2 separate regions of the Homo sapiens genome follow, and region 1 is linked to region 2. The links are chromatin loops, found by intact Hi-C in ENCODE. Cell type or tissue: PC-3. All regions are shown on one strand. Links, peaks and the distances in the headings refer to the core of each region. The heading gives the core; the rest is flanking DNA. Region 1 has its middle 72 kb from the start of PTCHD4. Region 2 holds the start of PTCHD4 (patched domain containing 4).

What was found. Hi-C counts contacts between places; a loop is a spot of excess contacts. Peaks named below come from ENCODE experiments on the same cell type or tissue, not always from the same donor. Only the 100,000 strongest peaks of a DNase experiment are listed, where the experiment ranks them.
Region 1: a loop joins it to region 2, with 16 times the contacts of the local background. A loop is called at or near these places in 1 of 110 quality-filtered maps.

Annotation. Positions count from the first base shown.
Region 1 is chr6:48,175,388-48,191,880 of GRCh38, reverse strand. No RefSeq gene overlaps it. Among named protein-coding and RNA genes, the nearest start is that of PTCHD4, 72 kb to the right of the region's middle. In PC-3, for the core only: no CTCF peak of the experiment used is centred there; a DNase peak (open chromatin) is centred at 8,460; H3K4me3 peaks cover 529 bases; H3K27ac peaks cover 1,858 bases.
Region 2 is chr6:48,106,974-48,123,466 of GRCh38, reverse strand. It overlaps PTCHD4 (patched domain containing 4), which reads left to right and starts at 12,270. Exons shown (of 5, transcript NM_001384253.1): 1 at 12,270-12,418. RefSeq lists enhancers at 11,795-12,294, 11,546-12,745, 12,295-12,796. In PC-3, for the core only: no CTCF peak of the experiment used is centred there; no DNase peak of the experiment used is centred there.

The DNA of each region.
Region 1 (16,493 bases), core at 6,000-10,999, 68 kb before region 2:
TAGTCCTGTGGACATCCCCACCAACACATATCATAGACCTTTGAGTAATACTATCTGGGGAGAACAACGATTACAAGCAATATTTGTATAACTAAATGTTTACAGTGTGAAGAATATGCTCATAATAATTAAGTCAAAAATTATCTTCTTAATTATTTAGCTTATCTTTACAAACACACACATACTCAATACATTATTATATATCTATAATAGTAAGTTTTAATTCTAAAAACTGTCAAGTACATCAGATTAGGTCTAAATTATCTGCACTTATGCATAAGAAAATTAATGTTTCATTTATAAAGTCATTTGCCACAGTAAATGAGATTAGGTCACAACAGAACTGGATTTTAACCCAGTTTTTTCTCCAGATCTCTAGTTAATCTTCTATATGTGCAGTATCATAAGCATAATAACATTGATTACTATGGATTAATTTTAAAATAATATTGAGAACAAATATTTTCATGCTTTATGAATTAGAAAAATTTCCCATAACTCTATTGGTAGACTATAGTTTGAATTTTCTAAGAAAATTATTTTGTTTGCTAAAAAGTGATTTTCAATGAGTATACTGTTTCATAAAGAACAAGGAATTATATCATTAAATATTACTTCCTAGAATTTAATTTACCTCATGGAATTATAATAAAAACATGGTAGTATATTGATTTATTTTGAAAGTTTTCAGAAAATTAAATCTTATTTTGATAGAATGATATTTGCAAAAACAATAATAATTGGAAGACAGCAATCTCTCCTAATAACATTTAGTAATTTTTGTTTATCCTGGCAATTTTAGCCAAAGTTTCTGAAATAATGTAGTTGACAAAATGGCTGCTCTGAAATGTAACCAAAAAATGACATTTACCTGTGATGACAGTGTATCAAGCTTTTAAATAGTGAGTCTTTTGTTTTAGAGAAGCACAAATAAGTAGAATACTCACTGTGCAATGTGCTCTAAGATAAGAAGTTTACATAAGAATTCTGAAATACATTAGAAATTGTTTTAATTTTTAATTTTAGTTTTAATGGAAGTGAACCATCTGTCTGCCAATACCTAGAATGATCAGAGGGCATTAAAATAACTATTAAGTTGCTGTCTTGTGGTGCTGAAATGTAGAGTGCATATGGCAACCTGCACCTATAATAACGTTTTTATTTCTCTTGATTTTTATCATAATTCCAGATGTTTATTTGCTCTTTCCTAGTAGCCTAGAAATGTAAACCTTCAATAATAAAAAAGCCTGTTCTAGGTTCTTAGATTATGAAAATAATCAATAATGAGTACAAGAAAAATGGATTATTAAGCCCAAAAATAATCTTTAATATAGGATTGTTGTAAGACTTAGATGAATTAACTGTAAAGTATTAGAAAAGCTTTGGGGACATAGGAAGCATCATATGTTTAATAAATTAATATGTTGTTATAGATATAGCCTCTACATATTTAAAAATAATTGACAGTATTATGGGAAAATATATATGAAAATAATTATACTTACAGTTTTTAAGATAACTTATTCAAAAATTTATCTAGCTTGAAAACCAAACAAATCACGTAGTATTTGAAGAATACATTTAATGAACTTTATTAAATTTCTACACAGGGAATTATATAGTTTCTTTTAAGGAATCTGTCTGTTGTTTCAGGTACAAATAGACTATCACAATAATTAACCATGTAACAGACTTCAAAGCAAATTTCATGAATGTCAAAGAAAATAATGAATATGTTCTTAATAAATTTAGAAATAAATAACAAAACAATAGCAAAAAAGATGTATGTTGGTAATTTAGAAAAAAAAAACAATAAAACCACGCAATTTTACTGCCATTTTTCACTTAAAAATTATGAAGTACAAGGAATTGTATAATAATTAAACAATTACATTTCAAAAGTTGTGAGAAATAACTAAAATGGTGTTTAAAAGACATTTTAAAGAAATAAAATCCTAGGAAAGCAAGACAGAAAATATCAAATAAGAAGGATAGAATAGTTGCAAAAACACGGTAATAATATTTTTTAATAAAAAAATACAGCATGCAGACAGATAAAGCAGATATAGGAATAGATATTTTAAACATCAGTGAAGTTGAAAGCCTTACAGTTTGATGAAACTTCACCCTAAAAATAAAATACAATGGAAAAATCAGTAGATACTAATGACTTTTAAAAGACATAACTTTTTTAGCTTTCTCAGTACTAGATAAGTGATACAGTAGCTGTCATATATCCTATCATAGGATACATATTATCAACACAACTTATCCTAATGATGGTAACTTTGATCACTTGGTTAAGATGTTGTGTGCCAGGTTTCTTTACTGTAAAGTTATTATTTTTTCCCTTCTTCATACTCTATACTTTGGGACAAATCACTTAAGTCTTTCCTACACTCAGTGTGATGGAGGAAAGGATATAGATATATTCCACTTCCTAGTGAAGGGAATATGTAACTTACATTATTTGGAGTTCTTCTGTGAGAACGATTTGTCTTTCTTCTCCATTTACTTATTTATTCAATTTACTTGTTATATATATGCAGCCTCTACATATTTAAAAATAAATTGCATGTGAACTCCTTTTTTGCCATTAAAAGTTATGTCAAAAAACCGCAATTACTTTTGCATCTACCTAATATTTACATCAGCATGGACTAATAATGTATATTTGTTTTGTACTTTGGGTTGTAATTTAATACCACATATTTATCGTGTTGCTCAAATGTATCCAGCTTTGTCCATTGGGAGTTTTTTCAGGCGGGCTTCTATGTCCCTTTGGCATAACCCCTTTGTGTTTTTAGCACATCCTTACTTTTTAGCATTACTGGATAGCTCTAGGCTCATCTGATGTTTTTCTCTCCTCCAGCCCTAGAGTCTGGTTCTTTTTATTGGGATCTGGTTCTTTTTATTGGGAAATGTCATTTAGAAATCAAGATTTGGGTACCAGGTATATATACTTGTTGCTACTTAGATGTTACTGTTTCCAGGCCCTCTGAGCAGAGGGCTAGCAAATACATGTGTGCATATGAACTCCTCTATACACATTTCCATAATTAGGTCTGTAACAGTTCACAAGTATATATGTATTAAGCTAAATATGAATTCATACTAATATCTTCAGCTCTCATTTAGTACCACAGAATTCATTCTATCCTTCCTTCCTTGCTTGTCTGCAATTTCTCTCCCCAATGTGAAAAACCGAGCACTAAATGTCCACCATTAATTTCCTTTTTGTACATCCCTAGTATACATGTAAAGCAAGTTTAGAATTATTAAACTGTCCTTCTTGCCCCAACTCAGTGAATAACAAACTTACTGCTTGCCCCGCCTCTGTGAATAACAAATTTACCAACTAGAGTACAGAATTGATATATATAGCTCCTTTTTGTCTTTTTTTATTACAATTTCCCATTAAAACAGCGCTTCTTAAATTTATGTATGAGCTTTATTACTTTTATTATGTTAAACCCCTAGGCTTTAAAGGTTGATTTGTTTCCACAGCATAGCCTGAGTTACTCTGATGCAAATAAAGCTAAGCAAGAGCTTTCAGGAAGATTTATTGTGCTATGAAATAGTATATTCTTAAAGTGATTAAAACTCAATGAAGTTTTCTATCTTGTTAATTTTACATGTTTTGGACCTTTCACAGTTTTTATCAAGCCAAGACCTTAAATGAGTATTTCTCAATTCTTCCAAGCATGGAGAGTCCAGAATGATTTCAGCTATAGGCAGACACAGTTGAAAGTAATAGAGACGAATTCTATCAGGTTGAGCTGGGCTGTACATAAGAAGGCCCCCACTCATGTTAGCTTTTTTTACATCGTTACACCGTTCTTTAAATGCTTACATGCTAATAAGAGGAACTGAGCTCATCTGCAGAGTTCTAAGATTTTACATACAAATGCTTGTGTAAGCAAAGTAGCTTTCTCCCTAGTACACATTTCTCTAATCAGGTGAGTTAGGGAAGGGCTTCAGAGGGACACTTAGATAGCAATACAGGTGGTGATGTTGTGTTTTGGCAGGGCGAGGGGAGCTGAGGGAGGAGCAGAGAGGTCTAGAAAATGTTTAAAATATCTAAAAGAATTTTAAGTTGAATTAAAATAGGCTGAAGCAAATGTTTATATCTTGGTTGTATAGCTGTTTTTTGTTTTTGTTTTTGTTTTGAGACGGAGTTTTGCTCTTGATGTCCAGGCTGGACTGCAGTCCCGAGAGCTCGGCTCACAGCAAACTCCACCTCCTGGGTTCAAGCGATTCTCCTGCCTCAAGCCTCCCGAATAGCTGGGATTACAGGCGTGCACTACCACACCCAGCTAATTTTTGAATTTTTAGTAGAGACAGGGTTTCATCATGTTGGCCAGGCTGGTCTTGAACTCCTGACCTCAGGTAGTCCACCTGCCTCAGCCTCCCAAAATGCTGGGATTATAGGCATGAGCCACCGCGCCTGGCCAGTTGTATAGCTCTTTTAATGTTGCTCTGTAAATATACATTAACTGAATCAAAATTGCATCCTGAAACAAAGAAACTGGAAAATAAGTTTTAAAACTGGAGCACTGGTGACTAATCAAAGATTTTACCAGAAACGAGGGAAAACAAATTAGGACAGGAAGACGTGGTTTTCCAGAAATTTGTTAAAAAAATTTAATCTTTATTCTGAGTTAAATGTACCACATTGTCTTCATTTACATCTTATGTCTTTTTAAATTTACTCTTATACAGAGTAAAATATGGGATTATGTGAAGCACTGAGTTAAGCTGAGAACAGAACTGTAAAGTGTTGGAGCAGTCAATTAAGACAACACATGGAAATGAAAGTAACCACCAAGTGTTTATCTGCCTACTGCCATAGTACAGGCAGGAGGTCAAATCAGAGAAAGTGCTGGATCCCTCACCATTCCATTTTCCATTTCAAAGGCCCCCATACAAAGGCCTCCAAATGGGAGCACCTGGGATGCAGGGATGCAGACAGGCTTCTATGTGGGCAAGGCCAGACAGAAGGGCCTGAGTCCTTGCCTCAGCTCCTTTCGGTGACTTGCAGTGCATTAGATATGGGCCACATCCAGTGTGTGCAGGGCAGCTGTGCCCCAGAAATAATTATTATTAATAATTATTATTGTGTATTCCTAAGTTTTTAAAAATGTGTTGACATTGGGAAAATATATGATTTTTCTTCCTTTTCCTTTGATTTTCTTTTTATTTTATTCTAAGTTTGAAAGACTTTTGAAATGGTCACAAAAGATTCCTAAGTGTCCTGTCTAATGAACTCTTCTAAGTTATCTTAAAGTTTCATTGTCTTTGCTCTGTTTCACTATTCTGTAAGTTGTTGAAAACTGATAAGAAGGCAAATATATCTATAGATATATATGCAAATATATACACACGAGAGTTGCATCTGATAGAATGCAACTGATTATTGCCCTATGGACAAACTAGTTTTGCATTCCTTTGTAAATTCATATCAGCATTCCTATTGCTTACAATGTGTGATTTTTCGAATTATCCAGGTTTAACCTCATACTGGTTCCCTCATTAATTAAACAGTTAAATAAAGTCTTTGACATAGATATTCATTTTATGTCATAGGAGATTCATGACTTTGTCATATTTTTTAAAATTCTATAAGTAATATATACAAATTTAATTAAATATTACTAAAGTCTGGGAGACAAAAATGGCAAGCACCTCAGCAAACTATTCCCATGTGCAATCTTGTTCCTTCAAAAGTCAATACTCCTAAATACTCTGGCCAGTCACCATATTTATAAATAATTTACTTACACTATGAGGTCTTTTTGTAAGTTTTAGATGCATTGACTTCTTGTGTTGATGAGAGGACAGTTTTCTAATATCAACTCTACACCTCACTCCTGACATCAATTTGCTCTTATTTCAATTTCTAGTAGACCATTCCCCTTACCATTTGCATGGATTTACTCCTCCCTCAAAAGCTTTGAAAATAAATGCCATCTCTACACAGAGACTTCCCTGTCTAACCTTTCAGCTATTATCTCCTCTCTTTTACTTTCTCTCTCAGTGCTTTCTAAATTTGCTACATCACACATACAAATAATTTATAATTGGCATTTTGCTTGTTTCCAATAATAGTTGTTCTAATTGTTTTGTTATTGTTATTGTGTATTCCCCCACCAGATTGTGAGCTGCATAAGAGCAAACACCAGTCAAGTTATTGAATGCCTTCTTGGTAAGAAGAAACCAGACGTGTGTCAGAATCAGCCTTTTTGTCCTTAATAATTTCACTATCTAATAGAAAATATAGACATATAAGTATCCCTATAAATGGTATATTTTAATTGCCCAGGATTCCATAAATTTATTTCAGAGCCCATTTGCAATAGAGCAAACTAGAATCATTTGTAGTAAAATTAAATTTCATCTACATTGTCACAAGCACCCATGAAAACATTGTCATAAGCACCTATTATGGGTAAGGCAGTCAACTGAGATCCTAAGGCTCCTGGTGATGCATTAAAATCGCATTAAGGAATACAATGAAACATATATAACTTATTTCAAAAAGGAGTTACACCAATAGATGGTAGCCATTGTCAAAGACCAAATGAAAGAGGCAAATAATAAATGTTTTCTGAGGGTAGAGTGACATCATTCTGGCAAGGACAAAAGGGGCATGTTTCAAAGAATAAACTATGTTTAAGTTGGAGCCTCTATATATGACTTAGGTAAATGGAGAGAGAGGAAGAGACACCTGAGAATGTGTACAGTAGGTTTAGTCAACAATAAATAGATTATTTTGTCTGTGGCCAATGCAGCATATATAAGAACCTCCTTCTGGAGGCTCTATCCAGCCTTTCTGAATCACAAGACTAGTCTACCTGTGTGATTGTCCTGCTGAGTCTTCTGCCTCCCTGAAACCTGTGAAGATCATAAAACTCTTACTCTACTTAAGTTATAACAGATAGTTAGATCAAAAAATAGCTCAGGTTTAATGTAAGCATTCCCAGTGGGGCTCTTTCAATTCAATCTCAAATTATATTTGCTCCAAGGAAAGCACACAATGAATCACAATGAAGGGGGGTTGGAAATGCATCAATAGATAAAAATAGCAATGACTGTCTTCCAAGTATACATAATTAGGGAGAATTCTGGGGTTATAGATGACTGTTTTAGAGAACATATGGGGACAATTTAGTCCATCTTTATTAGCTCTACATTGCAAATCAGCATTTTTGAAAAGAACTTTTAAATTAATATTCTAATTTCTGCTACGTTAGGGTCACTGAGGCCAGGGGCTCCTCGCCTCAATTATGGGCAATTCTTTGCCCCTTAGTTTTCATCACTGAGCACAGAAAACTGCTGAAGGCAGAAGGCAGGCTCTGTTGTTTCCTCTTCTCTCGGAGTCCAAGAATGGTAATTTAATTCAATTAAAAATTGTATTCATTCAAACTATGGCACAGATCTCTGACTTGCAAGAAAAAGCTTCAATCAAGTTAATTTAACAATTTTTTCCAGATGTCTCCAATGCCCTCTAAGACTGCAAGCCTGCTCTTCCCCAGTCTTCTCTACTGTTCATCCAATTGCCTCTCAGATCACTGAGAATTATTCCTTATTCTTCTTTCTTGTTTCATTCCCAGTTTCCAAAACTTCAAATGGTCACTGGGTCCTGCAAATTCTGCCTCTTCGGTATCTCTGGACTCTGCCCCTTCCTGTCAGATTATTCCTGGATTATTGTGATAAACCTCTAGCCAGTTTATCTGCCTCCAGTCTTGTCTCCTAAAAATCTCACTTACTCAATTGCTAAATAAAGTTTCTAACACTTGCACTTGTCTCTCCTTCTTCCCTGCCATACTGCAAGCTCCAGATGGAAGTTATGCTTATTAATACTGTTTCTCAATGCCTGAAACATGTATGGTATGCTAATTATGTGAGAACACACAAAATGTTTTCTTGAAAACTACCATCGTTTATCTCATTTTTGTCCAAAACTCTCCCTATTGAATCCCATCCCAGTTAAGCAAACATTTAAACAAATATAACACAAATGTCATTAATAATATTTTTAATCCAACCCCTAACTGGAACCATCAATAATTTCATTAAAAATATCTACAGAAATGCATTAAAGTCCTCCCTACTTTTTAATGTCTAATGAAAGAAAAAAGTCAAAATAATAAATCAAATCTTATCTGTGCTGAAAGTAGGAGAAACTCAAATTTTATACTATTACTCTAAGTAAAATGAGCCGAAAAATTATAATTTTAAAAAATTTATTTTAACCATATTGGAAATTGATGAGAAATATAAAACACCTCTGAATGTCATTGGCCTAATGCAAGGTTTTCAGAATTAAATGAAGGAAACTATTCCTACAAAAATAGTGTCAAATAAGGCCATAGATGTGGGTGAGTTGTGTGGAGGAAAAGGATCAAATCTGCACCCATGCTGAAGATTGGCATGGGTCATCACTCATGGCAAATAAAATAAGTTGTGTGAACAAACAGTACGGTATTTCTGGTATTCAAAATAAGATGGCTGAGATGTAGACACAAGCATATTTTGAAAGTACAGACCACAGACAACTGTGCAGGCACAAATAAAAATACATATAAAATAAGGGATCAAACAAAAATCCTTGAGCCATTGGAAAACCCTTACTTTACCCTCCTATCTGAAGATGGAAAAACAAATCTGACCCTGGAAAGCACCTCCCACAGAACAAGGTGACCCCCAATCATGGGAAAGAGCCTGCCTTAAGCAGACCAGGAACTTCGTAAAATATCCTAAGAGGAAAATCTCCCAGAAAACAAGATAGTAGAAAAAAAATTAGATAATGTTTTCTCAGGGATTAGTAGACCAAGTAGATAAAAAAGCTATATTGCAAATACCTTTAGTATCAAGCACCATTAATACAGTTGACCTAATAGAGTAATTCTCAGAATCTATGTTGCATCCAAATACCAAATCATTTAATTTTAAAAATAGAGAACAAGCCCAACAAAAACTCTGTAATCAAAATTTATGAGAGTGTGACCTGGGCATTGGATATTGATCTTGAGACTCACTGATCTAATAAATATATACCCAAATATATATCATACAACAAGGATACACTTTATAAATTTGGTGTCCATGGAACAAATATCAACCATATATTAGGGCTAAATAAATCATCATAAAAAAACTCAAAGGACAATCAAAGTATTGAACATGATGTCATTTGACAAGAGAGCAATATAATCCTAGAAATAAGTAATAGAAAAATCCCATCAACTTAAAAACTTTAAAAAATCTATAAATAATTTTAAAAGATCTTTTCTGAATAATTTTTGGACCAGTGATGAAACTAGTATCACCATCTAAATTTTAACAGCTCCATTGAGATACAATTCTCATGTCATATAATTCACTGATTTTAAAGAGAGAATGCAATCTTTTTCAGCATATTTACAAGATTTTGCAACCATCGCTAGTCTTATTTTAAAATATATTCATCTCCCCTAAGATAAACCAAATCCATAACCATTAGCTATCACTCATTCTCTTTTTTCCCATGCCCCATTAAGCCACTCTTAGCCCTCTTCTATTAGTAACCACTAATCTACTTTCTGTCTCTTTAGCTGTGACTCTTCTGGACATTTTACATAAATGAAATCATACAAAATATAGTCTCTTGTGACTACATTCTTTACCTTAGTGTAATATTTTCAAGGGTTATCTGTGCTGTAGGATTTGTAATTACTTAATTTCCTTTGTATTAATGAGCAATATTCCTTAGTATGGATATTCCTTAGAATGGATACATTTTGTTGATCCATTCATCAGTTGATGGACATTTGGGTTATTTCTATTTTTATTATACATAACACTGCTATAAACATTCATGTACAAGCTTTTGTGCAGTTCTATGTTTTCAATTCTCTATCAATGTGTGCATAACTAGGAGTGGAATTGCTGGGTCCTATAATAACTATGTTTAACGTTTTAAGAAACACTCAAATTGTTTCTCAAAGGAGCTGCCTTAGTAAATTCTAACTAGCAATTTTCCAGTGTCTTAACGTTTTTGCCAACTCTTGTTATTGTCTAACTTTCTAATGATAGCCCTCCTAGTGGGTTTTAAGTTGTATCTCATAGTTTTGGGTTTACATTTTCCAAATGCCTAATGTTATTGAACATATTTTCATGTGCTTACTGGCCATTTGTATATCTTCTTTGGAGAAATGTCTATACAAATCCTTTGGACATTTATTAATAGGGTTTTCTTTTTATTATTAAGTTATAAGGGTTCTTTATATATTATGAATACAAGTCTGTTATCAGACATATGATTTGCAAATATTTTCTCAAAATTCATGATTTTTCTTTTCATTTTCTTGATGGATGGTAAGCTGTTATCACAGTTCATGGTGTCTATAGGAATTTTCCCATGTCCAGCCAGGACATAATAGCTTGGAGGTTCCTTATTTTATTGCTTCTGAGATGCAACAGCGTCGGTCATGCACATAGTCTTTCATACTGCCAGGGAGGGATGTAATTTTATTTTTGAGCTAGGTTTCCTATTAATTATCCTGGAGTCAAAGCAGCTGACTGATCAGTCAATGTTTGATCAAAGATTAAGTTTAAGCCCCCTGTGTCAATGAGACTTCCCTGTGTTGATGGGTTTGTTTGAGGATTGGGGAATGGTTTCATATCTGCCCCACATCCTAGTGATTGTTCCCGAGTGGGTGCAGCTTAGCATATGGGCACAGCCTTCCAACCCCCAGAGATCTAAGAAGTCTGTGATCCTAAGAATGGTCCTCTTCTCTCTCCCTTTCCCTGGTTCTCTCTATTGAACGTCTAGCTACTCAGCTATTTTCATTGTGTTATAAAGCCACCAAGGCCTCCTAATGACTCTTCATTAAAATCTGTGTTATTTTCAGCAAAGCCGTCAGGCATGTCTCAACTTTCTGTTTCAAAACAGCCCTCTCCAGGAAAGCTGCAGAGCTCTTGGTCCTTATGACCTACTTTCCACACTGAGCTGAACTCCTATTCCACTGCACCATAGCTGGGACCAGGGACTCACTTTTCTTAAAGTGTCACTCTCACTTATTGAGTGGGAGCAGGGACCAAAGGGGCAACTCCTGTTTTTTTTGGCTTGTTATTGTTAGCATGAAACCTCTGACCTACAAGTGAGCTGGAGCAGGGGCAATTGGAAAGGCCTGATATTTCTGGCCTTCCACACTTTAGGCATACCCCTTGCTCTACAAGTGGAGTCCAGGCAGGGAAAGGGTAGGACTTCTGCAACATGAGGCTAGGGAGAGGTGATGAGAAAAACCAGCAACTTGCCTTTCCCAGTATGAAATCTTAATCCCAGAATGATAGCTTTGGGGAGAGAGACCCTTTGTCTTCCTGGTTGTACATGCATCTGGTAGAGTTTTGTAAGAACTGGAGTGGTGGGTAGTGATAGTGGGGTAAAACATGTCTCAAATACCAAAAATTTTCTCTAGCCTTACCAGAATTTAGTAGGTTCTCTTGAATATTTTCCCCCATTTTCCATATGTCCTTAGCACAAGTTCTAGTGACTTTAAATTATAGTTTACCTATTTTTTATCAGATAAAATGTTGTTTTGCTATGCTTCCATTATTCAGGAAGTCCCAGCCATGAAATATTATTGAATAAAGCCAATGCAATTATTGCAAAGCAGCATTCAAAAATTATTTTTACAAATATAAGGGCTATGTTTATTTATCTCTAATAAACCAACTTGTGGGATTAAGAAACACTCTCCATTTCCTTTGTTAAATTTTCTGAAAAATACCTACAACACAATGAATGCTCAAATCGAGTTTCTAGTATGTTTTTCTCTTCCACTTCTGCTCTTGTAATTGTATCAGTGTCAAGAATCAGTGGTGCTTTTTACCTTTCCTGTTTAGGACTAGAGGTACTTCTTATTTTAGTAATATACTATTTCTGAAAAGAAAGTTGTTTCTGTTAAAGATCAGCTGAATTCATTGCAAAATCATAATACAGAAAAGTTATTTTTTAAAAGACTATTTTTAGAGCAGTTTTAGCTTCACAGCAGAATTAAGTGGAAGTTTCAAAGATTTTCCATGTATCTCTTGCTCCCATACATGCATAGCCTCCCCATTATCAACATCCCCCCACCAGACTGGTCCATTTGATACAATTGATGAACCTACATTGGCATGCCATAGTCACCCAAAGTCCATTGGTTACACTAGGGTTCACTCTTGGGGTTGTAGATTCTATTTGGAGAAATGTATAATGACATGAATTCACTATGATAGTATCCACACAGAACAGTTCCACTGTGGTAAGAATCCTCTGTGCTCCACCTATTCGTCCCTCTCCTGACAACCACTGATTTTTTTTTTTCTGTCCCCACAGTTTTGGCTTTTCCAGAATGCCATGTAGTTGGAACTTTTCATTTTGTAGCCTTTTTAGGTTGGTCTCTTTCACTTAGTCCTATGCATTTATGTTTCCTCCATCTCATTTCATGGCCTAATAGCTCTTTTTATTTTTAGCACCGAATAATGTTCCAATGTCTGGATGTATCCCAGTTTGTTCATTCACCTACTGAAATACATCTTGGTTGCTTCCAACCTTTCATAATTAGGAATATAGCTGCTATAAACATCCATGTGCAGGTTTTTGTTTAGACATAAATTTTCTACTCCTTCTAGTAGATACCAAAGAACCAAACAAGCTATATATATATATACAAAACTAAAAACAGAAACAAAAACAACAACAACAACAACAAAACCCTCTACTTTAGTGTTGGCAAGATAACGATAAAAGAATGCTAAAACTTGTGGGTGAAAACATGATGAACAAGAATATATTTAGACAGTCTCAAAGAATCTCCCCATTAAAGTACTAATTAATTACCAAAAAAAGGAATATTAAGTTTACAGAGGAGAGCAAGTGGCCACCACGTAAGGTATAATGGGATAAAGCAACATCATAAGCAACCAGATGGCTAGCACTAGAAGGAGCACTGCATAATTTATGTAGAATTCTCTCAGACAGCATAACCTGAATAAAATTATGAAGACACTTCAGACAAAGCCAACCTGGAGAACATTCTACAAAATTATTGATCTGAACTCATCAGAGGGAGGCAGAGGAACTCGTCCAGATAAAAGAAAGCTAAGGAAAGACATTCAACAGTTGAAGGTAATGTATGATTCTGGATTAGATCCTAGGTCAAGAAAAGCAAAACCTTCCTGACATTATTTGGTCAATATGCAAAATTGGAATATAGAATGTAGATAAAATAGTACGTTAAATTTGTTAAATTTGATAGCTGCATTGTCATTATGTGCAAGAATGTCCTTGTCCTTAGAAAATGCACACTAAAATATTTAGAAGAAACGTGGTGTGATATATGCAACTTTCTCTCAAAAAGCTCAGAAAATATATATATATATAAGATGGGTTGTTATATTCCTAAGTTTGGATCAGCTACCAACATTTTATTCTTTGGCTTTCAATGTCATGAAATATCGCCAAGGTTTTAAGCACTAAATTTTGTCTGTCACCTAGGTTATCTTCTTTTCCTTACAAGTGCTTACCTCATTTATATTGATAAGTTCATCTTCAGCAAGTTCTTCTGGATATATATATAATTAATGGCAGAAGTGTTAACATTCCTACACTCAGATATTTCTTCTGTAACTCCCTTTACGTTTAAATTGAATTTTACTTCCAGTGTCATGAATTTTTATTTCTTGGCTGCACTTTCATCTTTTTCAATTCCCCCTTTTGATTATTCATATTTTCAAGTCATGTGCATTTATTACTGGGAGATAAGGTGGCAACAAATCTATACCACTGTTGTTGTGTGAGTATCGAATAACAGATGTCCATCGGCCAATCACTGCCAGACTTTGAGAGACGTGATGTGATAGGTCATTGATCATGGTGCACATCTGTTATTTATTTAGTGACTTGTGAACTGAAGATCTCCTGGAAAGTTATGAATCACTTTCAGTTGATATACTATGGTAACTAAAATTTAAACCTTTTTTATTGGAGGGTTGGTGTATTTAACTAAACTGTGATAACTGAAATTTGTGCATATCAGAATTGTGCAAAGTAAAAACTCCCTGTGTGTGTTATATGTGTTATGTGTATTTATGTGTAAGTATTTAAAATCAGTGTGTATGCTTATCTGTAATTCTACATGTTAACTAAATTTTCTGATTTAATAACCAATCATCAGTCACGATGTTTTGACTAAGAGGACTACTCTAATATTTTACTTTTCAGAATAGAAATATCTTAGAAAAAAATACACACACACCAAGCAAAAGAAGATCACTGAAGAAAAAGTATTTTAGTTTAGAAATTTATATCTAACTTTGAGATTTGAGAAATCCTTTATTTCAATTCAGAAAAATAAAAGTAAACACTATTCTACCCTCCACCAGGTAGCATTACTTCATAATAAAAATGATTGAGTTCCCCAAAAATACAAACATGCTTTAAAACATAAGAAAAATAAATAGATAGACCGGAGATTGCCTGAAGATTCACTGCCAGATATTATTGAAAGTGCATGGGAAGCTAATTTGTTAACTTGCTCTTTAAAGACCCTTTGACTTATGAAAACACAAGAAGTTTGTAAAATGCTCTCTTGTTTAGATTTGATTTCTGAGCTGCGTTAGTTCCCTAAGGATAATCATTTCTGGCAAGGCCGTAAATAACATTATTTTAAAAAAATAAAAGGTCGAGTGAACAAGGTCCACTGCTCACCCTGCTTTACTTTCCCCGAGATGGTCAGTCTGAGTCAGTTCATCATGTTTTTGGCAATCCCAGTCTCTTGAATCACCAATTACTTGATAATGGTGCCAAAGAACAAATGTTCTTATCTCTATATACCCTGAAAATCTCTGCAATACTTTATGTTTCAGAACTTTAATTTCATATTCTCTCTGAATCTGAGATTTTTGAGTATGATTGAGTCTGCTGTTGCAGCACTCCCAGGACTTGCCCAGAGTTATTGTGATGGGCAAACTATTCATCCTCATTCTGCAGGAACAGAATGTCTTTCGAAAAAATTTCATCAGTCTAATGGCAACTACCCAGGTGGCACAAGTAATCTATCTTTCTGAGAGCTGCTAGAGAAAAGTACTGTGCTTATCAATCCAAATTATGGTAAAAGATGACACAATATTTGCCTATCAACCTGCTCCAGTGTCATATAAGCACAGAATAAGCTTCATTCGTGAATGGTTTTCTAAAATTAAATTAAACAAAATGAAACTCCTTCCCTTTAATTGAGTTTGGGTATTCTGCTGCTTGGAAAGAATAACACATCAGCCAGTTTACACATTAGCAGAAAGCATTTTATAGAAGAAAGGCTTTACCACCCATTGGTAGAAAGATATGGGGCCCTTCATTTATTCAACAAATCTTTTTGTTGAATAAATCTGAAAATGGAAAACTAAAGCAATTGCCCCTGAAAAAGATATAACTTTGGTTGTTAATCATTCCAATCAATAGTTACCTCAATTATTGCAAAGGTTCTGCAAAGGCAAGGGCAGAGCAGGGATGTTCATTGGCTAATTAAATGTATTATGTTCCAATGCACTACTATGTCTTCATTTATACAGATCTCATTGAAAGTAACCAAATACACACTGCTTCAGAAATATTGTAGAATGCATATTATCTCTTTATCACTGTACAATTTCTAACTCGATGGATATCAACAGTACAATTACTATGAAGAGAAGAGTTTGTGATCTGTATTTGGTTATAAAAAGAAAACTTTATACTTTAAAATGGTAAGGATGACTGACACAAGACACAGGAATGAGAGTTTTGACTGAGAAGGTGGCATAATTTTTGAGTTTGACCCATGCTTGGGGAAGATGGAGCTGTTATCAAAACTTGTATTCAGAAGTAAGCAATCTTGAGAAAAAGAGCAATCCTGTAGGCCTCACACTACCTGACTTCAAAATACATACAGTCTCTGACTTACCATGGTTAAACTTAGGATTTTTTGACTTTACAATGGTGCAAAAGCAATAAAGCGTTCAGTAGAAACCATACTTCAAGTATCCATACAATCATTATTTTTCACTTTCAGTGGAGTATTCAATAAACTACATGAAACATTCAAAACTTTATTATAAAATAGGCTCTGTGTTAGATGACTTTACCCCACTTTAAGCAAATGTAAGTGTTCTGAGAACATTTAAGGTAGGCTAGGCTAAGCTATAATGTTTGGTATGTTGGGTGTATTAAATGTATTTTCATCTTATGATATTTTCAACTTATGATAGGTTTATTGAGACTAGAACCATCTTAAGTCTAGAAGCATCTGTATATGTATATATAGACACATAGATAAAATAGGCAATTACTTATATTGATGTCAGAAGTCAAATTTTTCACTGTAAGAAAAAACATAAAAATTATAAAATCAAAAAGGTAAAAAGCCTGTAATGTTAAATTTAAATTGCAATTTTATCTATATACCTTTACTTTTTAAAAAAATTATGTT
Region 2 (16,493 bases), core at 6,002-11,001:
ATTTGCATTTTTCAGAGATATAAGAGAGGAACTTTGATGTTAGTAATTCCCAAGAGAATTTTCTCCAGCGATCATGCTTTCATGTAAAGTTTTTCATCATTTGAATTCTTTTTTAAATTTTTTTAAAAATGTTTATTTTAGTTTCAGGGGTACATGTGCAAGTTTGTTATATAGGTAAATTACATGTGTTGGGGGTTGGTTGTACAGATTATTTCATCACCCAGGTAATAAGTGTGGTACCCAATATGTAGCTTTTTGATCCTCCTCATCCTCCCATCCTCCACTCTCAAGTACACCCCAGTGTCTATTGATCCCTTCTTTGTGTCCTAGTGTATTCAATGTTTAGCTTCCACTTTAAAGTGAGAACATGCATTATTTTGTTTTCTGTTTCTGCATTCGTTTGCTTAAGATAATGATCTCCAGACCCCTTCCTTACACCATATACAATAATCAACTCAAGATAGATTAAAGATTTAAATGTAAAGCCTAAAACTATAAAAAAAAAACCCTTGAAGAAAACCTAGGAAATACCATTCTGAATATCAGCTCCAACAATGATTTCATGACAAAGATGTTAAAAGCAACTGAAATCAAAACAAAAATTGACAAATAGGACCTAATTAAACTAAAGAGCTTCTGCACAGCAAAAGATACTATCAACAGAGTAAGCAGACAACTTACAGAATGGGAAACAGATATTTGCAAACTGGGCATCTGACAAAGCTCTAATATCCAGAATCTATAAGAAATAAATAAGTTAACAAGCAAAAAACAAACAAGAAAAAGTGGACAAAGGAAACAAACACTGTTTTGTTTTTGTTTTTGTTTTTGAGACAGTCTCACTCTGTCACCCAGTCTGGAGTGTGGGGTGCCATCCTGGCTCACTGCAACCTTCACCTCCCAGGTTCAAGCAATTCTCCTGCCTCAGCCTCCTGAGTAGCTGAAACTACATGTGCATGTCACCACACCCAACTACAGGTGCATGTCACCACACCCAGCTAATTTGTTGTTGTTGTTGTTGTTGTTGTATTTTTAGCAGAGATGGGGTTTCACCATGTTGGCCAGGCTGGTCTCAAACTCCTGATCTCAAGTGATCCACCTGACTTGGCCTCCCAAAGTGTTGGGATTACAGGCATGAGCCACTGTGCCCAGCCAACACTTTTCAAAAGCCGACATAAATGTGACCAACAAGCATATGAAAAAATCAACATCACTAACCATTAGAGAAATGCAAATCAAAACCACAATGAGATATCATTTTGTACAAGTCAGATGACTATTAGTAAAAAGTAAAAAAAAGAAATAGCATATTGGCAAGGTTGCAGAGAAAGGGAACATTTATACACTGCTGGTGGGGATGTAAATTACTTCAGTCAATGTGGAAAGCAGTTTGGTGATTTCTTAGAGAAATTAAAGCAGAACTACCATTCAACCCACCAATCCCATTATTAGGTATATACCCAAAGGAATATAAATCATTCTACCATAAAGCTACATGCATGCATATGCTCATTTCAGCACTATTCACAACAGCAAAGACATGAGTCCACCTAGATGCCCATCAGCAGTGGACTGGATAAAGAAAGTTTGGCATATATGCACCATGGAATACTACATGGCCATAAAAAGAATAAGATCATGTCCTTTGCATCATTTAAATTCTGATCTTAATTATTTATATGCCACGGTGTAGAAAGCTGTAAATCCTCTCTGCCCTACATTATGTTGTTTACAAGATTTATATCAGAGGATGGAATAAAGACCCAGAATGCCTACCTACCAGATACATAGATGACATAATACTGACATAAGTAACAAATTCACTGGATGGCAAAATCAACAGGCCAGAAAAATGGGCACAGACACATAAAAAGTATAAAATCTAATAGGGATTGAAATAAATATTCATATTTCATTCCCATCCAATAAATGAACTATACATTTTCAAGGTAGAGGAGATTGGTTCTGGGGAAATATCAGGATTTGTGAATTGACCATGTGCTTCCTCTATGCCGACATCACTACTATTATATTAATTGGGTCCAAAACATATCTTCTACTTGTTGCTCTTGTTTTCTTATCCTTTGGAGTTCATTTATTCTACCATATCTACTCATTCCTACTTCTATCTATAGATTGGCACCTATAGACTGAAATGAGTGTTTTAAGAATATGAGTATTTAATACTTAATATGTATATTAGATGCTATTTCCTCTCCTAAAATATCAACTAAACTAAAGGATCAAGAACTAGGAAAAGTAAGTTCTAACAGTCAGAGAAACCTGTATTTGTATTCATATATACACATATACACACATGTATTCAGATTCTGTCATTTGCTAGCTGTGTGCTTTGGTTGTATAACTTTTATGAGCCTCAATTTTCTCTTCTGTGAAATAGGGGCAGGCAGTACATATACCATAGAATCTGTGATATATTTAAAACTTTCAGAAGGCTTTTAACTCCCTTCCTTCTCCTTCATGGAAGGCAGCTGCTAAGATTATAAAATAATTTGCTCTAAATGAGGTGAACTTGGGTCTCCTTGTGAGCACTATATTGAAACAGTAAATAATCAATGTAAAGAGAAGGTGAACTAGGATAGTGTGAAATAGGGGCCCTGAATATAAACAAAATGGTTAAAGAACCAAAGGATAGTTAGATGAGAAAATAAAACTTGGTGCAGTGTAGGGCTGGGCATAAAGTTTGTCTTCAGATACATAAAGGAATGTGATACAGAAGAGTGAGTCTATTGCTGCAAAGAACAGAAGTAGGAACCAAGGGTAAAAGTTACCAAGGGACTGCTTCGGGTTTACTATAAATAGGAATTATTTATTATAAATAAGAATTTAGATGGAAAACCTCAAGCATTTGATGAAAAATGGTCAGATGTACTATAGAGACATCCTCACACTGGGTAAAAATAAATGAGCTCTAGGTGACAACATTCATTTCATGTATATCATATATGAATATAAAGATACAAAAATAATTCATTATAAGCCTGTAAGTCTATTATTTCATGATAGATGACACAGAAGTTCCTGATACTTGTAAGAAAGAAAAATAATTGATGGCAATTGTGGAATCTCTGTGTCTTAGTCTGTTTTGTGCTCACCATAACGGAATACCTAAGACTGGATAGCTTATAATAAACACAAATTTATTTCTCACAGTTCTGGAGGATGGGAAGTCCAAGATCAAGGGATCAGTATCTGGTGAGGGACTTTCTGCTGGGTCCACACATGGCAGAAGAGTAAACAAACTAGGTGAACACTGCATAAAGCATTTATTATAAGGGCCTCAATCTCATCTATGAGGGGGGATCCATTATGCTAATCACCTCTTAAAGACTCTACTTCTTAATACTATCATATTCAAATGATAGCACTCTGCTTTGGATAACTTGAAATATATACTTGTAAGACATGTAGCTATTGCCTCAAGTATCATCACCTCTAAAATAGCAGGGCCTTAGCCCTCTCAAAATTTCTCCAAGTTATATGCAGGAATAACCAAAAGTATGCCTCATTTGTATTCAATTAAACCTATCAGCAGCGTATGTCCCCAGGTTTCTGTCCTGTTCTTACTCTTGTAATTTTGTTTTCCTGAATATACATCTCCTGAGCAAACCAGAGTAGCCTCACAACAGCCACTGCAGCCATGGGAACACCATGTCGAGCGATGAATGTTCATCTGGAAGTTCCCAAGGCTGAGTTCCATGGCCCACGGTTTCATGCAGAAACAACACCATCTTCCGCATCTCCAGGCCATTGTTTTGTTGCATGGGCCCTGATGCAGGTTTTCCCATGCTCAGAATTTCCCAAAGTCCCAACTTAGCAATGCCATCAGCCCTCTGGCTCTACCCTACCCTGTCAGTTCAAAACCAAGCCAAAAGGCCAATATGAAACAGGCTCCACACCAGCTCCATCCTTCCCTTCTACCCCTTTTTTCCTTTCTTTCTAATTCCTTGCTCCTGCCCAACCCAATGAAGACCAACTCTGTTTCTAGTTCCCAGTCACTAAATAAAAGCATCAATGCATAAAACCAAATAGATGTGGTTGGTATAGATTTATGTTGAGAATGCAAATAGGCAGTATGTTGGTGATGATATTTAGAAGGGGGGAAATTATTGTTTATTTTAGCAGCAGCTGGCCCAAATATCCTGTTTCATTTTTTTTTGTTTCAAGAGGAAGGCAGATTGCAAAGCTTTCTAAGATAACTTCAAATGTGCTAATATTATAATTCTATAAAGAGATTTCTTTCATGCGCTATAGAAATAGGCCATTAAATTTGCATGTCTAAAGGAACTTTTCACTAATTACTTTGCTTAAACTCAATTAGTATATCAGCCCATGTAACTGGCAAGAAAAAGGAGGACAAAGTAAATTATCCAACTTTCTTTCAGTGTGTGTATTAGAGAGGAATAAATCAGTCTCTTTTAACAGTTATACCTATATTTTAATCTGACTTTATAATGTGAAACAGTAAATTGCATTGACCTATTTTTAAAGGGCTTATCTGCTTGGTCTGCAGTCTTAAATAAAGACTGATTTAAGACTCTCCCTTAGAGGGAAATTGAAGATAGTAGAGTTAATATTTCAATATTTTTGTTTCTATGTGTCTTTTCTAGAGAAAGAAGGTTTCTTCTTTTCTGTCTCTCACCTTTCTATCCCCATGAAGTAACTTAAATGCAGTAAAACATTTCTTCTGTTAATCATGTTTTTGGGGCCTATTGCTTCAACAAATACATGACTGTATGAATCCTATTGCCATAATTTTACAAAGTAGAGGCTCTTCTTCCTACCTGGTTTATCAGAGTAGGTTTGCAGTGGCTATTCCAAAAGCAGGAATTCTAGGAACATCTGGCAGAGAGGAATTCAGTTTTAAGAGACATAAATTGTACTTAAATATTTCACTGAATAGCTGCTTGAGTTTGTACAAGGAACTTAACCTATTACTTCCTACTCTCACCATCCATGAATATGATTAAATATTCTATCCTTCCCACAGTTTTAAATAAGGATCAAATGAGATACTAGACTGGAAAATATTTATTTATTTATCCAATCTTTAAATACTGTTTACTTTTATACACCATGTAATTCTGTTTAAAATAGTATTATTTATAAAGCAAATAGCGTCCTACGCAAACCTTTAAATAGTGTTTACTTTGTGGGAGCACTATTCATAATGTTTATAAATATCAATCCATTTTATTTTCAGAACAGCCAGGTGAGTTGCAGCTATTACTATCCACATTTTCTAAATGAAAAAACAAAGGCACAGAGAGGTTAAGTAACTTGCACAACCTTTCCCAGCTAGTAAGTAGCTGAACTGAGATTTTAATACAGTCCATCTGGATCTGAAATACATCCTCTTAATCCCTCTGCTGTGCTGTTTCTCACTTTGAAAACTCCAATATGTTGTGCCAATTTTAGGCACTATTATATTACTTTTTACTTTAATTGCTTTACTCTCAAATGCGGATAGTCATACGCTGAAGGTTTACAATGTTGTGTCAAGGGTGTACTTCCAGATGCAGCCTAAGCCACAGAAAATTTATTAGAAGATTTGAGGAAGAAATAAATAATTAAACTGTTAAATTATTTAAAGTGTTCCCTTTATTTTAAAATAATCACAAATATTTTTAAAGAATAAAGCAAAAATCACAAAATTTTCATAGCAAGACATGAAAATTCAAATAATTTTAATGTGCAGAACAGAGAGCTATATCCCCATTAGATGCATATTTTGATGGAAATGATGGACAAGGATGAGAAGCCTTAGGAATAGTCAGCATCTCACTGAGAACAAAAAAAAAATTGATAATAATGATGTGTTTCTGAGTTATATATGGGATTTCTTATGTGGTACCCAGCAGACAGCTTTATGATTCTCATATATCTTTCCATTTCATGTTAGTTCCCTCCTAGATTTTAGATCACCAAAAAGGATTCTCTGGATTTGCACCAGGAACACCAGGACAAGACACTCATCTGCAGCTGTTGAGAGTATCACAGCTGATGGATTACAGCTATGTCTTCGATGAAAACTGCCCTCAGCTGGCTGCAAGGAACAGCCTCACTGAAAATTATGCCTCTCCTGGAGGTAGCTGTGGCCAATGCCTGTGGAGATACAAAGGCTAAGGCCTATACCTCAATTTGGGAAAACTCTGAAAGCCCAACCCAGCTGGAGCTTCCAATAAGGGGTGAGGCCTCAGTTGCATCCCCATGGTAGGCCCGCTCCTTTCTCTGCCTGTGTCCTCCATACTTCCTTAGAGATTTATCTCAGCATACTCCCCCAAAACCTTTGCATGCAACTCTGTCTCAGAGACTGTTTCCAGGGAATCCAATCTAAGACAACTGCTCTTTGGAATGTTCAGCTCCTGTGGTGTGGACTTGACAGATTAATTGACCATGATCATTGTTCTTTTTTTTTTTTTAAAAAAAAAGTCCACAGTGTTGAAGAGCAAAGCTAAATGAGAATGAAATCATCATGTTTTCAAGTATCAGAATGGGCTATACAAAGTGACTCAAAGCCATGTTCAAATGTGAGGATTAGAACCAGAGCATATGAGGGAACGAGATCTGGCTACTCAGAGAAGACATGGCTGGTACCACTTAACTGAGGTAGACAGTCTTACTGGCACAAGAGTTCTTTTCAAGGAGTGAGAACAGTCCTGTGTTAAAGGCATGACTCAGAGATGGACAGTCCAGAAGCAAAAAAAATCAATATGAGAGTGTACAAATGGACTCAATAAGAAAATGACAATAATGCTGCAGTATTCTTACAAGGCAGAAGAAAATATCCTAGTGAATTGCTGAACTACTCCTGACATTGTCTTCATCGCGAATCTTGTTATTGATTAGTTGTTGCCTATATAGGTCCCATGCTCACCACTTATTCCTAAGGATTTTGTCATCTTTACATAATAAAAATTTAAACATTTTCTGAAAATTATTCTCAAGCAATGGCAAAAATAGAGCATGAGATGTATAACCAGGTTCCCATCTGAGACAATGAGCAGGTTATTAAATAGCTCTGAAATCAGTTAATCTCCAGAATCCCTATTTTTCTTCTCTGTAAAATGAGGCAAAAATAATTATATAAATATTACAGACTTATTGCTAACCTTAAATGAGTTATTGCAAGTGAAAATTATCTCTAAATTATCACAGGTTTACAAAAATGTTTATTTTTAATCACTAAAAGAAGCTTTTATAAAAAAATTAAGCATAGCAATTTTAATTCATTCCTTAAGAAAATCAGAAACAGTATCACACTGAAAATAACACTAGATAAAATATAAAAATAACTTTCATAAAAGGTACATGATATTGGAAATTACCAAGTCAAAGCAGATGAGAAAATGGAAAGCAACAACTAAATGAAGAGGGAAGTTGCTTTTGCTTTGAGGGAATTTGCAAATTGTAGCACATTTGAATTTTCATTTTGATGACCAGCCAAGGCAAGATGGATAGAAATCTAATGGAGGAAATACAATGGTGAGGATTCTAGTAGGACAAAGTTCTCATAGTAATATGAAACACCAAACAGCTGCATTCTCAGAGTAAAAGTGAGTCAATCAGCCTTCATACTAATTTGTAGCCTGCACTTCACATTGCAGGGCTAGCTCTACTAACATCCGACTTTGATTCAAGACGGCTTTCAGGCCGGGCATGGTGGTTCATGCCTGTAATCCCAGCACTTTGGGAGGCTGAGGCAGGTGGATCACCTGAGGTCAGGAGTTCGAGACCAGCCTGGCCAATATGGCGAAACACTTCCTTTACTAAAAATACAAAAATTAGTCAGGTGTGTGAGCGTGCACCTATAATCCCAGCTACTTGGGAGGCTGAGGCAGGAGAACTGCTTGAACCCGGGAGGCAGAGGTTGCAGTGAGCCGAGATTGTGCCACTGCACTCCAGCATGGTTGACAGAGCAAAACTCTGTCTCAAAAAAAAAAAAAAAAAAAGAAAGAAAAGAAAAGAAAAGAAAAAGAAAGAAAGAAAGATGGCTTTGAGTGGGTTATGTCCCAGGCACCTGGGGCATAGTTATATCCAAGTTTTACCTGGAGGAAGTTGCATTCATGCTGTAGCTCAAGCATGAACCACTCACATACCAATGGAGGCACAGGAGGAAATGGAAAATCAGAGGAAGCCACAGAGAAAACAAAGTCTTCACGTCTGGTAATCACTGGAAAAATACTAAAAAACATAGTGCTTATTATACATAAAAGAACAACAGTTTATAATATCTGCAGAAAATAGGAAAGTATAAAAAAAGTCATTATGCATTTGAAAGAGAGCTAAACAGACTCGAGAAATTAAAAGTACAAAAGCTGTAAAAAAAACTTTCAAAGGCCCCACCTCCTAGGACCATCACCTTGAGGGTTAGGATTTTAAAATGTGAATTCTAGGGGCACACAAACCTTCAGACCGTAACAACATTTATTGGAAAATGAGTTAAAAGGATGTGCTATATGCACTTCACTTATTTGCCTTTTTATGCGGAGAATAATATAATGTACTCCACAAAACATTGTCTTTTTTGCATCCATTATAATGTTTATGTAAAATTAGTTAAAATTGCACAATAATTACCACTTAAAAGGTGTTTCTACGTGACTGGCTCTAAATTGGGCTTGTTAAATATATGATTCCATTTAATCACATATTGTTAACCTCATTTGAAGATAAGGAAACAGGCTCAGTATTACACTGCTAGTCAGTAAATAAGGAACGATTTAAATTCTCGTCTGACTTCAAAGCACATCCTCATAATCATTATTCTCTAATTTTATTTTTTTAATTTGTTCCTTTCATGTTTGAGGAAAATATAGGTGCCACACCTGGAAAGGAGTGAAAAATATGCTGAAATAACAGTTATCCGTCATATTTATTAAGCAGTGAGCTACTTCTGTACATTACCCTAATTTTTCAAGAATAATAATTTATAATTAATATTTATTCAATTAAGTAGTCAATTTGTACTTAGTGGTTAAGATAAATTTATATTTAATTTGATTATTTAATAGAGATAACTGCTTCATACATTTTTTATATTAGAGAAAGCATAATTACTGCCAATATTGATCTACTGGTATTTATTTTTAAAATTTTGAAAAGTTTAGTTCACATTTGTTAACCTGAAAATCTGGAGAGTGACTGTGATGACCATTCTGGTCCTTATGCTTTATCACCTACCACCATTATTGACCAGGCAAGAGTAGTATTTCCGATCTGGGCCTGCAAACAGAGAGATGTCTATATGGTTTCACTTGGGAAAGGTTCTGAGAAATTGGAACTATGATGATTACCTTCCTTTTATTTGTGTAATGAAATGAGAAAATTTTATAAATTTGAAAAATGTGACAAGTTGGAAAATACACTTCCAGAGATGGTAGTCATCTAAAAAAAAAACAGTGTTCACAGAATTAGTTTAGAAGTCAGGGATTTGGATCTGTGATCATACTTCTCCACATAAAATATGGGCTATTCTTCTCCCTGAGTAGCCGTCAACCCAGGTGTAACCCAGTGGTGCTGAATTTAGAGGCATGACATTCCCAGTGTCATGTTGGAGTGGGGATGGGGCTGCCTATTTTATATTTGAAACAGCTCCCAGCCATGGTTGGAATCATGAACATATTTCATTATTGACAAGTGAGGGGTCAGCCCCTAAAAGAAACAAGCAGGCAAGCAGAAGGATGGTTTGAAGTGGTCTGGTGACATTGTTGGAAGGGTTGTAGAAAGTCCCAGCCTGAAACAAGTCAATTGCAATGTTCACAAGCATCCAGGTGCTGTGTCTATAGAAGGATACCCCAAGTCTGATGTGTTGTCAGAACCCAAGAAGATAATAATGCCACAAAGGGGACAGGCAAAATAGAGAAGATTATTCTGAAGGGCCATTGCCTCAAAGGTGATAGGAGGCTCTTATTACTGAGACAGATCAGCTCTCCACCTCTGTCAAGTTTCTCGAGCATAAGATTGAGGACCTCACTGAGCCAGCCTTCTTTGCTTTCTTGATATCAGTGCCGGAGGAGGGGTTGGGACTAGGCTGATGGGGCTGAGGACCTCACTGAGCCAGCTTTCTTTGCTTTCTTGTTATCAGTGCCTAAGAAGGGGTGAGACTAGGCTATGGGACTGGGGTTGACATTATCCTATTAAGAGAAGAAAGAAATCTGTGAGGGGAATGGAGGATCTCACTCCAGCTGTCCCTGTTCCTGTCATGACTGCCTCCTCACTCTGTAGTTGCAAGGCCTCACAGAGGAGCCTCAGCTTTTTCTTATCTGTCTTTAGCATCAGCATTGACACAGAATCATACACTGTGAACTAGAGTGCTTCCACAGATAAGAGAAACGCTGCTTCAAAAGATCTCTAATTAATTCATTTGTTCTTCCTCAACAGACACTTAATAATCACCAGGATGGTTAAAAATCCTATGTGACAGACAATCTAGCATTCACCATTTAAAAAGTCTACATATTTACATCAGTATAAGATATTTGCCAAAATAATTAAAATTTTAGTTAAATGTGATGAGTATCTCTCCACAAATAAGGCACTAACTGAATTAAAGAAGATAAAAGATCACTTCACACGCACAAACACAGATCTTATTAATATGAACTGAAAATGAATCTTCAGAATCTATGTCTCTTACTTTAGAACATTGGGACTTTGGTTTATTTCCTTAAACTTATCCAAATTCCAAAGGTTATTGATTCTGTTACTGACCACATTTGTAAATTCTTTCTTTACACTAGAATGTAATCCTTTAGTATCTAAAGACTGAATACCATTTAAAGGGTCAAAGTATTCCCTTTCTATCTTCTCTTCTGTAGTGAGCTTCAACTCCTTCTTTCTCTTTTTTTATGTCTCCTTGTTAAGGAAACAAAAGTAAACAGTAGTTGAGTATGTCTGTTATTTCCATCAGGTTAACAAAAATGTGAGTCCTTCTTAAATAGTTCCCTGTTGTTCAGTTTATGTTCTTGTCTGATATTAACAAATATAATTTCTCTTATTGTCTTGGGCTATTTTCATAGATCTCAACACAGTCTGAGCTTTGGGGTATCCTGACTGTATTGCTACCGACCTAGATGCTCTGTCTAAGGCATTGTTTTCACATTAAGAGTTAATGATTCTAGTGATCTCTCTGCATCCATTCTCCTTCCTTTTGTATGTGTTGTTTTAAAGGCTAACTTCAGAGAGCTCTGTATGTAGTCAACGTGTTCTCTTTTCATCTTCTGTGGAATTATCAGAGTTTCACTGTAGAAAATCGCATCTTTTTCTGTATCAAATTTTATTTAAATGTATTTATATAACAAGAAAATGAATATGGATTTACTGGAAAATTAATACAGAAGTTTAGAAAATGAAAAGATAAATTTCCCCTGTGCCCACAACAATCCCAATTCCATACCCAGAGGTGGTTGTCATTTTTACTTTTATGTTTCAATATCACTTTATAGTGATGTTGTCATTTAAAATAGCAGAAGATATATTATCTGAGCATCTAAACACCATAACTTTCTAAAATTTTAGTATGTGTTTTGATCCTCAATTTATAAACCAATGTGCTATAATAATTGAAGAAATTATAGTTCATGATGCTATTGTGCTATATATAGGGCATGATGCTTGGTAAGGTGCTGCAGCTGGCCAGTTTGTGTTGCCATGGAATCCTGGTTCTTTGTTATATAGGCAGAGGATGTGGAACCTGAAAAAGGGGTTGCATTGACGTCACAGTATTGCTGCAGGAATGACATAGGTCATCTAGGATTATCATTTGTTCATATGTTTTGACAGTTAAAGCTCTTTTTAAACCAATGAATTGTTCAAGTATGTATTATATACCTTTTTTATTATAGTGCACTATGGATTTGAAATGTCTAAATGGTGGAAATAGCATTGAACTAAAACATGGCAAATCGTGATTATTATGGATAAATGATACATATGTGGGTATTTGGATTGTTAAAAAGCAAACACATGTATTGTGCAATTGTTTTCATGTTGGTACATATATAGTTCTGCATCACACTATTTAATAGCTGCATGGTATTGTACAGTTTACATATCACTTGTGATTTCAACAGGAAACACTTTTGGGCAGGTTGAAGGGAACCAGCAAAAGATGGTGAAATACCCAGGTATTGGCAAAGGAAGAAAGCAATTACCACCTCTCAGCCTGAGAAAACAAGGAGAGGATGTTCTTTGTTACTGGATTCCAGTGAATGCTGTGGTCATGGGAGGCTTGCCCAGACTTGCCCAGTGAGAAGTCTGGCCATCGGTAGAGGGATGCAGCCACTACCAACCACAGTATGGCAGAGAAGTAGCAGAGAAGAAATAAAAGAAATCCCCTCTCACTCTCCAATTCTGTTGTTGCCTCCATGCGCCAATCCAAACCGAAAGCCAGAAGGTAAGGGAACCCCACATCAGCCTCCAAGCAATAAGAGCAGGACAGAGAAAGGATATAGAGGGGCAATCACAGAACAGTGAACAATGCATGTGTAGAAGGGTCATTCTGTAAACCTTTATTAAAGGTTTAATTTTAACTCAGTGAATATTAAAATGTTCTGCAGAATGAGAGGCATCTTAAGTAAAGTAAAAAGACAAGTACCAGATTGGGAGAACATATTTGTAAAGATAAAAATATTATATATATATATATATATTTATATATATATATAAAATAGAAAAGATTACTAACCACAGTATATTTTTAAATGTTACTTTAAGAACAAACAACCTAATAAATCCATCTACCTATTAATATCTATCACTTCACAGTTACCTTGTGTGTGTATGTGTGTGTGTGTGTGTGTGTGTGTGTGTGGTAAAACCATCTGGACTCTACTCAGCAAATTTTCAGTATACAATACAATATTATTAACTATGATTCTGATGCTATACATTTGATCTCTAGACTTATTCATCCTATATAACTGCAACTCTGTAATTTTTGACCTACATATTTCCTTCCCCTCCCTCCTCTCACCTCACCCTTTGTAACCACTGTTCTACTCTGTTTCTTTTATGTATTCTATTTTTTAAAAAAATCTGTGTGTAAGTGAGATTATGCAGGGTAGTTTATTTCTTTCAATGTCTGGCTTATTTCACTTAGCAAAGTGTCCTTCAGGTTCATCTATGTTGTCACAAATGTCAGAATCTCTATCTTTCCAAAGACTAAATAGTATTTAATTGTGTGTGTGTATACACATACCACATTTTAAAATCCATTCATGTGTTAATAGATATTTAAGTTGATTCTATGTTTTGGCTATTGTAAATAATGCTGCAATAAGCGTGGTAGTACAAATATCTCTTGGACACGCTGATTTCATTTTCCTTTTGAAACATACTCAGTGGTGGAATTGCTGTATCATATGGTAGTTCTGTGTTTAACTTTTAAGGAACCTCCGTGCTGTGTTAAACTGGCTTTACCAGTTTACATTTCCAACAGTTGTATACAAGGGCTCTCTTTTCTCCACACTCTCACCAATACCTATCACTTGGTTGTTGTTTTTTTTCTCTCTTTTTAAGTTTTATTTTTAAAATAATAGCCATCCCAATAGGTGTGAGGAAATATTTCATAGTGGTTTTGATTTTTATTTCCCTGATGATTAATGATGTTGACGAATTTTTACATACCTTTTGGCGACTTGTATGTTTTCTTTGGAAAAAAAGCCTATGCAGGTCCTGTGCTCATTTTAAAATCTGGTTATTTGTGGTTTTGTTTTTTGGGGTTTTGTTGTTGTTTATGTTGAGTAGCATGAGTTTCTTATAGATTTTGGATATTAATCCCTTATCAGATATATAGCTTGCAAATATTTTCTCCCAATTTGTAGGCTGCCTTCTCATTTCATTGATTGTTTCCTTTACTCTGAAGGAGCTTTTTAGTTTGATGTAGTCCCACTTGTTTATTTTTGCCTTTTTTGCCTGATATTTTGGTGTGATATACAAAAAACTCATTGTCAAGGCCCTATGTTTTCTTCCAGGAATTTCATAGTTCCAGGTCTCACTAAAATAATGTTTAAATGATGAACGGTATTTGTCGTCTTAAGATAAATACTTGGTTATGTTTTACTACTTTTTTAATACAGTAAGAAATTTAATTTGATGATTTTAAAAAGTTGTATGTTCATATATGACATTGGGCTATTAGGTTTTTATGACAGTCTTGTGGTACTGGTGTTATAGTAGCCTTGTGATGAATAAGGAAACTTTTATCTTTATTCTTTGCTTTGAAACAGCTTAAATAAAAAGAATTATTAGACAACTCATAAGTCCCTTACAAGATGATTTGAATTCACAAAATAAGCAGATGTCATTTAAAACAGTACTACTTTGAAGTTTTTTTAGTTGTTTTTAGTTTGTTAAGGTATTTTACTTCATTTTCCCAGACACTTTTGTCACTTTTGTTGTCCTAGAAAATGATTATTTCATTTAAATTTTTAAATATATCACCATAAATTTGCACATAATGTTATCTTATTTTTCATTTTCTCAACATCTGTAATTATGTCCTGTTTCTTTTTCATAATGTTATTAGTGAATTGTCTTTTTTCCCATTAATCAGACTTGCTAGCATTTTTAATATTTTGTTTATTAATGTTTTCCAAAAATTCATCTTTTAGCTTTCTGTTGTTGTTGTTCTCTGTATTATGAAGCCTAGATTTATCATTGTTTATATTCGTTCTCTCTATATTCTTGGAATTATTTTCAACATCTCTAATTAAAGGTTTAATCTATTATTGATACTTTTCATTGCAGATAAGGCTATAATTGTTTCTCCCAGAATCAACTTGGAGGGAAAGATAGTAAAAGAATAGTTTTTATTTTTATTTATTTATTTTTTTATTATTATTATACTTTAAATTTTAGGATACATATGCACAACGTGCAGGTTTGTTACATATGTATACATGTGCCATGTTGGTGTGCTGCACCCATTAACTCATCATTTAGCATTAGGTATACCTCCTAATGCTATCCCTCCCCGCTCCCCCCACCCCACAACAGTCCCTGGTGTGTGATGTTCCCCTTCCTGTGTCCATGTGTTCTCATTGTTCAATTCCCACCTATGAGTGAGAACATGCGGTGTTTGGTTTTTTTGTCCTTGCGATAGTTTGCTGAGAATGATGGTTTCCAGCTTCATCCATGTCCCTACAAAGGACATGAACTCATCATTTTTTATGGCTGCATAGTATTCCATGGTGTATATGTGTCACATTTTCTTAATCCAGTCCATCATTGTTGGACATTTGGGTTGGTTCCAAGTCTTTGCTATTGTGAATAGTGCTGCAATAAACGTACATGTGCATGTGTATTTATAGCAGCATGATTTATAATCCTTTGGGTATATGCCCAGTAATAGGATGGCTGGGTCAAATCGTATTTCTAGTTCTAGATCCCTGAGGAATCGCCACACTGACTTCCACAATGGTTGAACTAGTTTACAGTCCCACCAACAGTGTAAAAGTGTTCCTATTTCTCCACATCCTCTCCAGCACCTGTTGTTTCCTGACTTTTTAATGATCTCCATTCTAACTGGTGTGAGATGGTATCGCATTGTGGTTTTGATTTGTATTTCTCTGATGGCCAGTGATGATGAACATTTTTTCATGTGTTTTTTGGCTGCATAAATGTCTTCTTTTGAGAAGTGTCTGTTCATATCCTTTGCCCACTTTTTGACGGGGTTGTTTGTTTTTTTCTTATAAATTTGTTTGAGTTCATTGTAGATTCTGGATATTAGCCCTTTGTCAGATGAGTAGGTTGCAAAAATTTTCTCCCATTCTGTAGGTTTCCTGTTCACTCTGATGGTGGTTTCTTTTGCTGTGCAGAAGCTCTTTAGTTTAATTAGATCCCATTTGTCAATTTTGGCTTTTGTTGCCATTGCTTTTGGTGTTTTAGACATGAAGTCCTTGCCCATGCCTATGTCCTGAATGGTATTGCCTAGGTTTTCTTCTAGGGTTTTTATGGTTTTAGGTCTAACATTTAAGTCTTTAATACATCTTGAATTAATTTTTGTATAAGGTGTAAGGAAGGGATCCATTTCAGCTTTCTACATATGGCTAGCCAGTTTTCCCAGCAGCATTTATTAAATAGGGAATCCTTTCCCCATTGCTTGTTTTTGTCAGGTTTGTCAAAGATCAGATAGTTGTAGATATGCAGCATTATTTCTGAGGGCTCTGTTCTGTTCCATTGGTCTATATCTCTGTTTTGGTACGAGTACCATGCTGTTTTGGTTACTGTAGCCTTGTAGTATAGTTTGAAGTCAGGTAGCATGATGCCTCCAGCTTTGTTCTTTTGGCTTAGGATTGACTTGGTGATGTGGGCTCTTTTTTGGTTCCATATGAACTTTAAAGTAGTTTTTTCCAATTCTGTGCAGAAAGTCATTGGTAGCTTGATGGGGATGGCATTGAATCTATAAATTACCTTGGGCAGTATGGCTATTTTCACGATATTGATTCTTCCTACCCACGAGCATGGAA